Regions from separate parts of the Mus musculus genome. Here regions 1, 3 and 4 are each linked to region 2. Evidence: chromatin contacts called from ENCODE Hi-C or POLR2A ChIA-PET data. All regions are on one chromosome and are shown on one strand. The core of a region is the stretch at or near the end of the contact, and the rest is flanking DNA. Distances in the headings are between cores, read along the strand shown. Region 1 holds the start of 4833407H14Rik (RIKEN cDNA 4833407H14 gene). Region 2 holds the start of Smc3 (structural maintenance of chromosomes 3). Region 3 has its middle 31 kb from the start of Smndc1. Region 4 holds the start of Smndc1 (survival motor neuron domain containing 1).

Evidence for each region. Hi-C counts contacts between places; a loop is a spot of excess contacts on that map. ChIA-PET counts read pairs that join two places held with the same protein, here RNA polymerase II (POLR2A).
Region 1: POLR2A ChIA-PET joins it to region 2 with 22 read pairs in embryonic stem cell. The contact joins the promoter of 4833407H14Rik here to the promoter of Smc3 in region 2. POLR2A ChIA-PET finds 5 or more read pairs at or near these places in 4 of 5 experiments (Patski and embryonic stem cell).
Region 3: POLR2A ChIA-PET joins it to region 2 with 33 read pairs in embryonic stem cell. The contact joins the enhancer-like site here to the promoter of Smc3 in region 2. A Hi-C loop is called at or near these places in 1 of 37 maps with a recorded cell type or tissue (v-Abl transformed pro-B cells). POLR2A ChIA-PET finds 5 or more read pairs at or near these places in 5 of 5 experiments (Patski and embryonic stem cell).
Region 4: POLR2A ChIA-PET joins it to region 2 with 37 read pairs in embryonic stem cell. The contact joins the promoter of Smndc1 here to the promoter of Smc3 in region 2. A Hi-C loop is called at or near these places in 5 of 37 maps with a recorded cell type or tissue (CH12.LX, CH12F3, T-helper 17 cell and 2 more). POLR2A ChIA-PET finds 5 or more read pairs at or near these places in 5 of 5 experiments (Patski and embryonic stem cell).

What each region holds. Positions count from the first base shown.
Region 1 is chr19:53,459,056-53,462,160 of GRCm38, reverse strand. 4833407H14Rik (RIKEN cDNA 4833407H14 gene) reads right to left here and starts at 1,539. Exons shown (of 2, transcript NR_167900.1): 1 at 1,342-1,539; 2 at 1-445. The region is part of intron 2 of Mirt1 (myocardial infarction associated transcript 1); the gene reads left to right.
Region 2 is chr19:53,598,848-53,601,891 of GRCm38, reverse strand. Smc3 (structural maintenance of chromosomes 3) reads right to left here and starts at 1,496. Exons shown (of 29, transcript NM_007790.3): 1 at 1,338-1,496; 2 at 334-409. The coding sequence starts at 1,352.
Region 3 is chr19:53,420,171-53,423,074 of GRCm38, reverse strand. No RefSeq gene overlaps it. Among named protein-coding and RNA genes, the nearest start is that of Smndc1, 31 kb to the right of the region's middle. Within about 2 kb of position 1,576, at least 2 of the 3 ENCODE cell types and tissues checked have a DNase peak (open chromatin) inside an H3K27ac peak, as active enhancers do.
Region 4 is chr19:53,389,064-53,391,940 of GRCm38, reverse strand. Smndc1 (survival motor neuron domain containing 1) reads left to right here and starts at 1,307. Exons shown (of 6, transcript NM_172429.3): 1 at 1,307-1,525; 2 at 2,519-2,638. The coding sequence starts at 2,519.

The DNA.
Region 1 (3,105 bases), core at 290-2,789, 140 kb after region 2:
CCACTCTTCACAGAGTTCCGTCCCAGAGAATGTTCCCTGGAGTCCCTCATGGTCACCTATGTTCCTTTAGGTTTTATTTAGTTTCAAATTGAGTATGCGTCCAGATTCGATGGACAACGTCTAAGTATACTACTATAAATGGTGACAACCATAATAATGCATATGCTTTCAAATGCAGGTAGCGAATGACTAGATAGTCATAGATCTCATGTTACCCTGCTCCAGGGCCCTCGGAGGCTGTCCCTCCATTTTAGTCTCTTTCTGACGTCCTTGCTCAAGGGGCTTTCGGGACAGGGGTACGCAGAGTTCCCTCTTGCTGAGTCAGCGCTTGTGGTGCAGACCGCCTGTAAGCACAGGTAACCATTTCCTCTCTGGATTCCTTCTTTTCTTCCAAATATGGTTGAAGGCCCGTTGTGGGAGGCTCTAAGCACTGCTTGATTTAGACCTGGAAAAAAAAAAAAAACAAAAAACCAAAGAATTTATGTTTGGCTGGTCGCCTGGCATTCTACAGTTTGAAGAAAAAAAAAATGCTTACTGGGTAAAGGGACTGGACTCTCCACTTTCCTAGGCAAATAATTTAGGGTGTGTGTTGGGGGTCAGGGGAGTGCACAAACAGCCCGGGCTGTGTCACCCTGTGGTTCTGGTTTGTGGCTAACCTTGTTACAGATTACAGTCAGAACTCAGAGTTCATCTAGGTGGCGTCTGTGGACATGGGCGTTCTCAATTTTCATTCCTCTGCTTGGGGCAGTGAGAAATGAAGATTATACCCAGGAAGGAACATGAGCCCCAGGGATTTTCCTCTGCTCTTCACCCCTCCTTCCCCTACCCTCAGCCCTCACATCAGGGGTAAGCCCCAGTAGCTATACTCTGAGGCCTGGCTCTGTCAGAACACACTAGAAACTGAGCCGTCTACCTTCCCAGAACACCTAGAGACTCTGAGCTGGCTGTTGGAACACCCTGCTTCAGTACACAATACAGACCAATAGGAAATGCAGGCCAAGGAAAGGGGCTGAGCAGCGAGGCGGGAATGACGAGAATGTGGGCCTGAATCACCTGCTCAGGACCCTGCGCAGGAAGGAAAAGGGTGTAGAAGTGTGGAAGGATAAGTGAGGTCAGGTCAAGGTATGCAAAAGGCTTCTTAGCTCATCCTCGGCCAGGGGCCAATAAAAAAAAATCAATCAATAAACAAACAGCAAACAGCAATCAACCAATATACAAACAGCAACTTGATCAGTGGTCTCTCCTCTCTTCCCGGCCACCCTCCCCATCAGCACCACAAGAACAGGTTCGGAAAATTAAGCGGGCGCGGAGGCCGTTCTTGGCTGAGCTTAGTGTGGGTACCATCTTTCCTGAGACACGGAATGTCGCGCGCGGTTCTTGGAATCACTCTGCACTGCAGGTCGGGAGGGTGTCAGCGTCTGCTGTTGGGTCCTGTTTTCTTGCCCTGTGTGTTTGTTTGTTTGCTTGTTTGTTTAACTCTCCTCTCTTCAGTCCTCACTAACTCATATACAGCCTGAATCCCGAACGAGTACAAAACACAAATCCTAGGCAGCCCAGGGTGTCTATTTTACAAGTTAATTTGCATATGAGTAGGCAGGCTTCTGAGGAGGAAGTTTGGTGAAAGGGCAGGGCTGACGTGGGAGGGAAGGGCAGGTTCCAACTCTTATTCTCAAGAACACCTTATTGTTTGTTTGTTTGAATAATGCCACAACAGACTCTATTGGCCATGAAACTGAAGTCCAAGGGGTGTGGCTAGTTTCTGAGGAAGCTCCATCGGAGAATCTGAACATCATTGTCACTGATCCCTGTTGATCCCTGTAGCCTTTTATGTCAGCTCTTCCCGGTAACCAGAGCTCTGTGTCAGGCCGGTTCCACCCCACGGTGGCAAGATGCCTGCGGAAGGTGAAGGCTTCACACCTGTTTGACAGGATAATGGTCTAATTTACTTTTATAAGATAACTCAGTGTTCTGGAGCTGTTTGGCTGAACTGGCTCTTCATCCCTTCAGCCTGTGGCTGTAGGCAAGTGGGCGGAGTCTCTGTTGTGATTTATAAAAAAGAAGGAAGGAAGGAAGGAAGGAAGGAAGGAAGGAAGGAAGGAAGGAAGGAAGGAAGGAAGGAGAGAGAAAGTGAGAGAGGGAGGGAGGAAGGAAGGAAGGAAGGAAGAAAGAAAGAAAGAAAGAAAGAAACAAAGAAACAAAGAAACAAAGAAACAAAGAAACAAAGAAACAAAGAAAAAGAGAGCAAGCAAGCCAGGGATATGTTTGGTAGAGATGAGGTATGGTGAGGTGGAAGGGGTGCCTCAGTGGGCCCATGCTGAGGCATCCCTTCCCCCTGAGGTACCAGCCGCAGGGCGGGTATAGTTTATTTAAGGCATAAGAAAGGGAGTTGGGAAGGGAGGAGAGAGAGAGGGAGAGGAAGAGGGAGAGAGAGGGAGGGAGGGAGGGAGAGAGAGAAGAGTAGAGGCTGGCCATGAACACGTGGAGAGAGGGGGGAGGGGAGGGACAGAGAGGGAAGAGGGTGAGAGAGTAAGAGAGCAAGAGAGTGAGGGGCAAGCAGCCCCTTTTATAGTGAGTCAGACACATCTGGCTGTTGCCAGGTAACTGTAAGGCGGAGCCTAGAAGACAAACTAACAGTCTCCTAATCTGCAGCAGTTTAATCATGGTGTGCGTGCTAGAAGGGAGTTGAGTCTTTTAATTCACTTGTGTAAACAGGGGCAGGCTGACATAAAATAGCCTCCTCCTCCACTCTATCACACAAGTGGCCCCTTCCTCTACTCCTCTTAGAGAAGGGGCTGCTAGGAAAAGCTGAGGGGCTTCTCCGGGGCTCTGGCTACCAACGGAGACACAGGCAAGGTAGAAAGAAATGCCTGCTGTCTCTTTCTGCAGAGAGCACATGACTCTCTTACTGTGGCAAGGGCTAGCCGCACCGGTCAGCAGGAGTATGGACTGTACATGCAGAATACCCTAGGCGGGGAGGGAGGGCAAATGTCCCTGCCTTGCTCACAGAGGACATGAACAAAGGGTAGAAGAAGCAAGAACCAGCTGGCCATGAAGCATGTGGGTGGCCAAGGGACTTCAGAGGTAGTCAGGCAGACGAAGGGTCCA
Region 2 (3,044 bases), core at 247-2,746:
GGCGACACCCTCTCATGTAAAAGGTTCTGAAATGAAGACACATCATCAACATCCTACACACACACACACACACACACACACACACACACACACACACGCTAGGCAAACATTCCACTACTTAACTTACACCACTGGGCTCCAAAATGATTTATCCGTCTGAGTTACACAAAAATTTTATTTTTATAAAATAAGCAATTCATCGGTGCAGACACGAAACAGGTAATCCCATGGAGGAATATTAACATTCAAAGACAACTCCCGTCTCCCCTGGCCTGTCACGTCTATCGGTAGCAATTCTAAGTCTAACATGGTAAACCAAGAACACTTACTTACCGATGACATTATGTTTGGAGCTGAAGGGATCTACAATTGTTTGGTCTCGGTAACTTCGGAAGCCCTGGATGATCACCTATTAAAGAAGAGACAACCCTTGAGAACACAGAAAGCACTTCTAGGGCAACATTCTTTCCTTCTCCGTCTCTTGCTTCTCACGCAAGGCAAGACAGAAACGGTCCACTCGGCGGAGACCATTGCGATCGGGAGCAAGCAAGTTAAAGATTCGCTAAACCCCTTCCGACATGGCCTGCAACCCTTGCTGGTGCAGGGCTGCTCTGGGAGAAGCTCTCCAAACCCAGCGGCTTCGACCCCGAGCTCTGCACGACAGTAAAGGTCCAGACAGCAGGCAGGCGAGCGGGCGGGCGAGCGAGCTGGTCGCAGCTTGCCAGCCTGCGAGCCCAGTGAGAGGGCATCCTTCAGTCAAACCACTGGCCAGCCCCAATGAGTCCATTGAGAAAAAGAAATAAGATAATAAAAATTAAGTGAAAAGGGGATAGATAGGATCGCAACGCTCCGAGCCTGACCCGTCCAATAGAAAAACGTCGCCCAGCGCGTGTCCCGGGGGCTCGGCGCTCGCGCGCGGGAAGAGCATTTTGACAGAAGTAAACAACCGAGTGAGCAGGCGCGACGCGACCTGCTGCGAGGGTCCGCCCTGCTGGGGCAAAGCCTGAGGCAAGGCGGAGAGAGCCTGCAGCCCAGCCCGGGGCCTCGCGAAGGCGGTCCATGCACCGCCATGCCTGCCTGCAGAACGACGCGGCCTCCCAGCAGCTCGCAGCAGCCCGCGGCGCCCGAGGAAGCCGGGCCTCCGCCTGCAGCCCGCCGCGCCCGGTCCCGCTCGGCTCCGCTCGGCTCCACGCACCGCGCCCCGGGGGAAAGCGCCGACTGCAGCCCGGCGCTCGGCTCGTCAGGGCCCCGCTCCTCCCCGCCCCCCCAAGCCCAGGCCGGCCCTAACCCACCCGCGGCGCGCTCCGGGACACCCCGCCGCCTCTCACGGCCCTTACCTGCTTGATGTACATGGCTCCGCGCCCCTCGGCAGGGGGAAGGCGTCGCCTCAGCACCGCAGCAGCGCGGCCGCAGGCTCGGAAGACGAGCAAGACAGCCCCCTCCTCACAGCGCTCCGCTCGCTCCCGCTCGCTCCCCCTGTGGCCAAACAAAATGGCGGCGGCCGCGGAGGCGGGGCCCGCGCGTCGGGCGGAACCACGATGGAAGCGATGCGGATCGCAGGGGGAGTCTGGGCCGGTTCCACTCTGTCGCGTAGGAAAGGCCCCTCTCCCGCGGCCCTCTTAGACGGACCTGATCTGAGAAAAGGATTTTCTTATCCTCTTGTTTTGCTGAGAATCACTTGGGAGTCCGACTCGGAGGAGCCCCGCTCCAGAGGCCGGCAGGAACTACCTCCGGACGCACGGACTATGGTCGCGCCCGTGAGGGGCGGGGCCTGCTCGGCGCCAAAGCCTGGAGTGAGACGAGCGGAGCCAATCGCCGAGCGCGCCGGAGGTCACGTGGTCGCCGGGCCGCTTAAAAAGGACGTGGCCTGTCAGCCTAGCGCCCGACTTGAATGTAGGTCTCATTGTGACTGCCTGGGGTTCTGAGCTCAGAACCTCCGCGCTTCCATTATTCTCTTTATTAGCTCAGAGCGCCTCCTGCTGGTTCCGAGCCTCCTGACGGCTCTGAGAGAACTGGAGGACGCTAGGACATTTGAAGGGATTGATTTAGGGAGGTTGTCTTTAGTTTTCCAAGCCCCGATTTCACCTTGTAGCTAAGGATGACTTTAAACTCCTTATAGAAAGACCTGTACAATTGCCACAAATAAATTTCTTGAAATAGGTAAATTAAAAAAAAAAGAAAAAAGAAAAAAAAAAAAAAAAAGGAGCCGGGGTGGTGGTGCACGCCTTTAATCCCAGCACTCGGGAGGCAGAGGCAGGCGGATTTCTGAGTTCGAGGCCAGCCTGGTCTACAAAGTGAGTTCCAGGACAGCCAGGGCTACACAGAGAAACCCTGTCTCGAAAAGAAAGTAAGAGAGAGAAAGAAAAGAAATAGGTAGGTACTAGGGTCAGTCCCTAAATGTATAGGATTTTTTTTAGCCCTGGCTTTCCTAGAATTCGCTCTGTAGACCAGGCAGGCCTCAAACTCAGGATCTGCCTGCCTCTGCCTCCCCAGTGCTGGGATTAAAGGCTTATGCCATCACTGCCCGGCTAAATGTATACAATCAGTGTAGGGAGTAGAGTTCTGGGCAACTCTAAAATTGCCTACTGGGAAATAAACAAACAAACCTGGACGACCTAATAAGGTCCTGGTCACCATTCCTGCTTCCTGAGGCAGTTCTCACCCTCAACATGTCTACGAGGAAGGGCAAATCTTGTGCCCTACTGGGAATCCTTTATCTGAAACTCTGGCCAAATTCCACCCAAAGTTTGAGGGAAAAAAAAAAAAAAAAGAAAAAGTATTAAAAGAGAAAGAAAAGAAAGAAAGAAATTTAATTTAAAATTTCATTTTGGGAGTTAAGGACCTCTACCCCTGTCAGTTTGTGAGGGTTTGGGGTATATTATAAACAGAATTCTAAGCCTTCATTCAGTTCCTCAGGATGACGGCTGGGTTTGCAGTGCAGTTGGTAAAGCCCTAGTTTGTCATACAGGAGGTCTTAGACGCTTCCCCAGCACTGGGTAGCCTAGTGGCACACATCTGTGATCCCAGAACCCTGGGAAGGTGGA
Region 3 (2,904 bases), core at 327-2,826, 180 kb after region 2:
GGAACTGAACCAGGAGCTTGAACCAGAAACCATGGAGGAATGCTGCTTGCTAGCTCATTCTTAATGGAACTTTCTTATTCAGCCCAAGACCCATCCGACACAGGGACTGATGTCACCCACAGTGGGCTGGGTCCATTTTTATCAATTAACAATCGAGACCATCCGCCACCCCCATAGACATGACTACCCGCCAATCTGATCTGGGCAGTCTCTCAACTGAGACTGCCTTCTTGGGTGACTCTTGGCTGTGTCAAGTTGACAGTTAAAGCTAACTGAGACATATGATTTTGGACTTTGACTACTGAAATAAATGACCTCTGCCCCTCATTTCTGAAATCTTAGACAGGCCTGAATGTAGCTGGGTGCTTGCTTCAACCTCTAAAGCACAGAGGAATGGCGAGTGGGGTCCTGCTCCTCAGAGCTGAGGTTCCATCCAGCAAGGGCACACATCCAAACTGGCCTCTCGGATTGTTCTCGGTCTTCTGCTGCTCTTTAACAGCCCATTGGATCTGGGACGGCATCTTGCCCCCGTTCCCACTCCCACTCCCAGCTAGCCTGCCCACTAGTGGTTGAGAGACTATCAGTCACGGTTCTAAGGATGGGTTTCTCCTGAGGACTGCAGGCACCAAGGCATAATTAAGGAACTCGAACAGGTCCTTCTGCCTTCTGGGCTCGCCTCCAAATAATGGCGCTGCGCAGAGAGTAGCCTGTTATTCACACGATCCCCCCCCCCCCCCCCCCGTTTAGGTGGAATATCTTCTTCTTCTTCTTCTTCTTCTTCTTCTTCTTCTTCTTCTTCTTCTTCTTCTTCTTCTTCTTCTTCTTCTTCTTCTTCTTCTTCTTCTTCTTCTTCTTCTTCTTCTTCTTCTTCTTCTTCTTCTTCTCCTCCTCCTCCTCCTCCTCCTCCTCCTTCTCCTCCTCCTCCTCCTCCTCCTCCTCCTCCTCCTCCTTCTCCTCTCCTCCTTCTCCTTCTCCTCTCCTTCTCCTTCTTCCTCTTCTTCTTTTTTGTAACCTGACACCCACATCTTCATGACTGCAGCTGTGTATAACTCTCACAAGGAGGGAACCCTGACCACCAAATTCTTCCTCCTTCCTCCTATTTCTCTCAGTGTTGGGATGGTAGAGGTGAGGTGAAAGATTTATGCCACAAAGAGGTACAAGCCATTTTCTCCTCCGAGGCTCCTGCTGGGGGTAAGGGGTGGGTGAGGAGCCCTGATACCAACAGCTATGGACTAGCCTCCTCTTAGCAGTCAGCTTCTCTGCTTTCCAGAGTCCCCAGCAGCTGGAGGTGGGGTCTGACCTTGGACATCAGGGAACAGCACGCGCAGGGGCTAAGTGACCTCAGTTCGGTAGATAGGTGTCTGCTCCTAGAAACTGCCTTATTCCCCCTCACTATGCTCCAGTTCCTTCCTCCCGGCCACCTCAGGTGAAAAGATCTGCATGAAATTCTTTTGCCTTTTCTTGCAGCCGCCAAGTCTTTAACTTTCTTGCACCAATCGCCTTTTCAGGAGGACAAGAAATGAGCTATGATAGGCTATTCAGGAAGTTGAAGACAGCTGATTGGTGCTAATGGGTGTGGGGCGGGCCCTGCCTCTGTCCCATTCTTTCTAGTTAATCATGAGAGAGGCTTTTAACAGAGTCCTACAACCTGGGTTGACTTGAGCCGTCCCTCACTGCCTGGCTGACTCGTCTCTGAGCGTCTTGATAGGGGCCCACCACATCCCTTCCCACCTTACTCAGCTGGTGACTCTGTCTTAGATCACTGCTCCGTGGCTTGAGCACTTTGTCTCTGCTCCGGAAGAGGTTTTGCTCTGTCATAGCTCTCCTCCTCCAGAGGCCAGTGCATCAAAAGAGAGTCAGCACCCTGTAAATAGTTGTGATCCTAGGTGAGTGGCAGGTGTCACACACGCGTGTGTTGCTTGCCGTGACGAAAATGCAATGCGCAAGCAGAAAGCAACAATTGGTTCTTTGTTACAGCATTCCACGCTGGGTTCCATCCAGCATGGCTCCATACCTTTGCGGGGGGAGGAGGGGGAGTAACTAATGACTGCCTCGGATTCCTAAGGGTGAAAGGCTTAGAGGCACTGGGGGGCGGGGTGGCGGCGGGGGAGGGCGGCTAATGCAACCCAGTGTGAAACTCTGCCTCTGTCTGCTATGCTCTCCTTCTGTGAACTCCAGTACTTGATCTCTTGGTATCCCTAGTTTCCTCATGACTAAAATGGGACTGATCATAGTATTAAATAATCTTATGCGTAAAGCATTTACAATGTTGGCTAGCACACAGTAAGCACCGTACAAATTTGCTATTATGAGCACTAAGTGTCACTCTGAAGAGTTCCGTTCTTTTGTAACTAGGAAATGTGATTCTTTTTCCTTAGTTTTCCAAAAGAAGAAAAAACAAAAGAAAGGAAGGAAGGAAGAAAGAAAGAAAGATAGATAGATTTTATTTTATTTATATGGCTGGGCGTGGTGGTACACACTTTTAATCCCAGCACTTGGGAGAGACAAAGACAAGTGGGTTTCTGTGAGTTTGAGGCCAGCCTGGTCTACATAGTGAGTTCCAGAACAGCCAGAGTGAGACCCCCAACTTTAAAATGTGTGTGTGGCCGGGTGTGGTGGCGCACGCCTTTAATCCCAGCACTCGGGAGGCAGAGGCAGGCGGATTTCTGAGTTCGAGGCCAGCCTGGTCTACAAAGTGAGTTCCAGGACAGCCAAGACTACACAGAGAAGCCCTCCCTGTCTTGAAAAACAAAAACAAAAAACAAACAAAAAAGAATAAAATGCGTGTGTGTGTGTGTGTGTGCACATATGCATGTGTGTGTGTGTGTGTGTGTGTGTGTGTGTGTGTGTGTGTGCACATATGCATGTGTGTGTGTGTGTGTGTGTGTGTGTGTGCACATATGC
Region 4 (2,877 bases), core at 58-2,557, 210 kb after region 2:
ATCAGAGAGGGTGGTGAGGCCCAAGCTCGAGCTTGAACAAAAGAACCTAGTTCAATTGCATCAGAATCAGCTCCCTGGTGGTTTTTTTTTTGGGGGGGGGCTCATGAACATTTCCTGGCACAACAGAGACTACACACAGGCACCACCATACCCATCTTTTTAATCTTCTAATCCAAAACAGTCCTTACTCCTTTTAATAGCATTGCTTCCTTCTTTGTTGCTGTGATAAAACACCATGACCAAGGCAGCTTAACGATTTTATTTTAGCTTATGGCTCCGGAGTGAGTCTATAATGGCCGGGCAGGGGCAGCAGCAGGCCAAGGACATGATGGCTGAAGTATTTTGTTGTGAGCCGGCATCAAACTGCACATACAGCGCCGAGAGCTCAAATTTAAGTGGTGTGTGTGTCTTTAACCTCTCCAATCTGCACAAGGCAGGGAACACCTCTAAACTACTCCAAATGGCCAAGACGAAGGGAGGTATTTCTCATTAAAATTACATTACTCTTGAATTATTTAAGTCAAAAAAAAATCGCACATTCTGGATGGGTGTTTCTTTCCTCACGGACATTCAACACGTTATGCTTATTATTTCCTTTAAACTCAAAAGGGCTTTGATTATACTTCCTCAGAGGTGACAGTCACTTCATGTTGACTGTCACTCGGTCATAAACATGCATAAAGTAAGGTTGTCTCACAACTAGTGATGCTGAAGTTGATCGCTGGGTGAGCGATTGCCAGCTTTGACTCTAAACATCCTACCTTTCTCTATTTTCTTACATCACATGGCTTTTACCTACCATGGGTGATGCCTAAGCACCTCAAATGGTCACCGTTCCACTTCTATCACTCTATCTTTATTGGCTATATTTATTTTCTAAACAACAAAAAACTTCCCTTCTCTTGACTTCAAGGTCTCGCTCTGTAGCCTTGGCTGGCCTGGAACTCGCTATGCGGGCTCAGACTCAGATCCGCCGCCGCCATCTGCCTCCCTGTGGGACACAAGGCACCCGCCATCACTCCCAGCCCGTTCCCGGTACTAAATCTCATCAGGGCTGGGCAGAAAGGCTCGCGAGTTTACGCCGCAGGGAACCGGAGGACAACACCCACCACAGAGAACCACTCGCTGCCGCTCCCAGCACGAGGCGGAACTGACGTAAAACGAACATGCCCTCTGCCCCCGGCGCGGCCCAGACACGTCACTTCCTGCCCATCAGACCACACCCGCTCCGCCTTCCGAGGCTGCAATCGCAGGCTGCTGAGAGGGCGGCGAGGGTCATGTGACCCGGGCGCCATCTTTTCCACGAGAGTCCGTAGGTCTCGCGAGATCTCGCTCGCCTTGTCTCTCTCTCCTCCTGCCCGAGGCCGGCTTCTCTCCCCTCCCCCTCGCTGGCGGACTTTCTCCTTTTCCGACCGAGGCTCGTCGCGGCGGAAAATCTTTCCCGGCTGCAGCCGCCCCTGACGCCGCTCGCCTCGCCTCGCCTCCCCGACCCCTGCCCGCCGTCCCGACCCCAGCCCCACCCAAGGTAACGAGCCCCTGAGGGAGAGTCAGGCCTCCTCGGGCCTCGGGCTGGAGTGGAGGTGGAGGCGGAGGCCGGAAGCGAGGGCGCCGGCGTCAGAGCTGGGCCCGGCCAGGGCAGTGTGGGGAGGCAGCGGCTCTCGCACCCCCCAGTGGACGGCCCCGGCCTGCGTGGGGGCTTCCGGGACGAGGCGGCGAACGTGGCCGTCTGGGGGAAGCCTCTGTGAGGGTGCGGGGCTCGGCGGTTTCCATGGACGCGGAGGTCTGCGTTCCCTGGTGGGAGATGGTGGACCGGGGCTCCAGCGGGCTCGGGGAAGCCCGCGCGCGGACGGGAAGACTCGGCCGGGGTTCCAGGCTTCCGGTGGGCCGGAATGTCCCGGAGGTGTCCCCCGAGGACCCGTATGTTTGCCCCGCGGCCGCCCAGAGGGGCTTCTGGACCCCTGGCGACGCCGAGCTGCGTTGGGCGAGAGGCGGGTTTCTAGGATGACCTCCGTGTGAAGGAAGAGTGAGCGCTCCGAGCGGTTCCCTCCACCGGAGAGAAAGGCGAGGAAACGCCGAAGGTGTAGTTAACCGAAAACCGCTTCCTCTGACTGGGGGGAAGAACCCGTCCGTGCGAATTTTAATTTCTCTTGATTTTTGACTTTCTCAGCTTTTGAAAAGTATGTCGCAGTCTTTATTGACATACACTGTCTTCCTATGATATATGATACTTAAAGAAGAAGCAGGGTTTTTTTTTTTTTTTCTTTTTTAATAGCATGATTTTTCCGGGGGAACTCTTTCTGTGTAGAATTGACCAGCCGTATCTGCAGTCTTTAGAATTTAATTGCCTTGAAGTTTGTGGATTAGTTAAATATGAATAAAGTTAAAATGGTGATGAACGGAACTTGAATTTTGTAGCAAGAGTGATTTAAATTAGACAGGTCAGAGGAAGTTTTTTTTTTGTTGTTGTTTTTTTGTAATTTGATATTTGACTTGCCTTATGGGCCTTTATTTTCCTCAGATGTCAGAGGATCTAGCAAAACAGTTGGCTAGCTACAAAGCTCAACTCCAGCAAGTAGAAGCTGCCCTTTCTGGAAATGGAGAAAATGAAGATCTATTGAAACTGAAGAAGGATTTGCAAGTAAGTACAGGTGGACACTTGGAGTTGAGGTTGTTTGAGAAGAGGATTTGTCTTTTTCAAAGTATGCATTCAAGACTCGTAGGCACGCAAAGCATCTGAGGAAGGCGCTCCCACGTGTATATGCTTGTTTGTACACAGGTACTGAGGCTTCTCACATTAGCTCCTCTTGGTGTACATCAGAAGGAACAAAACACTCGGTTTTGTAAATCCTGTGTGTACTTACAGGATTTCATGAGAAG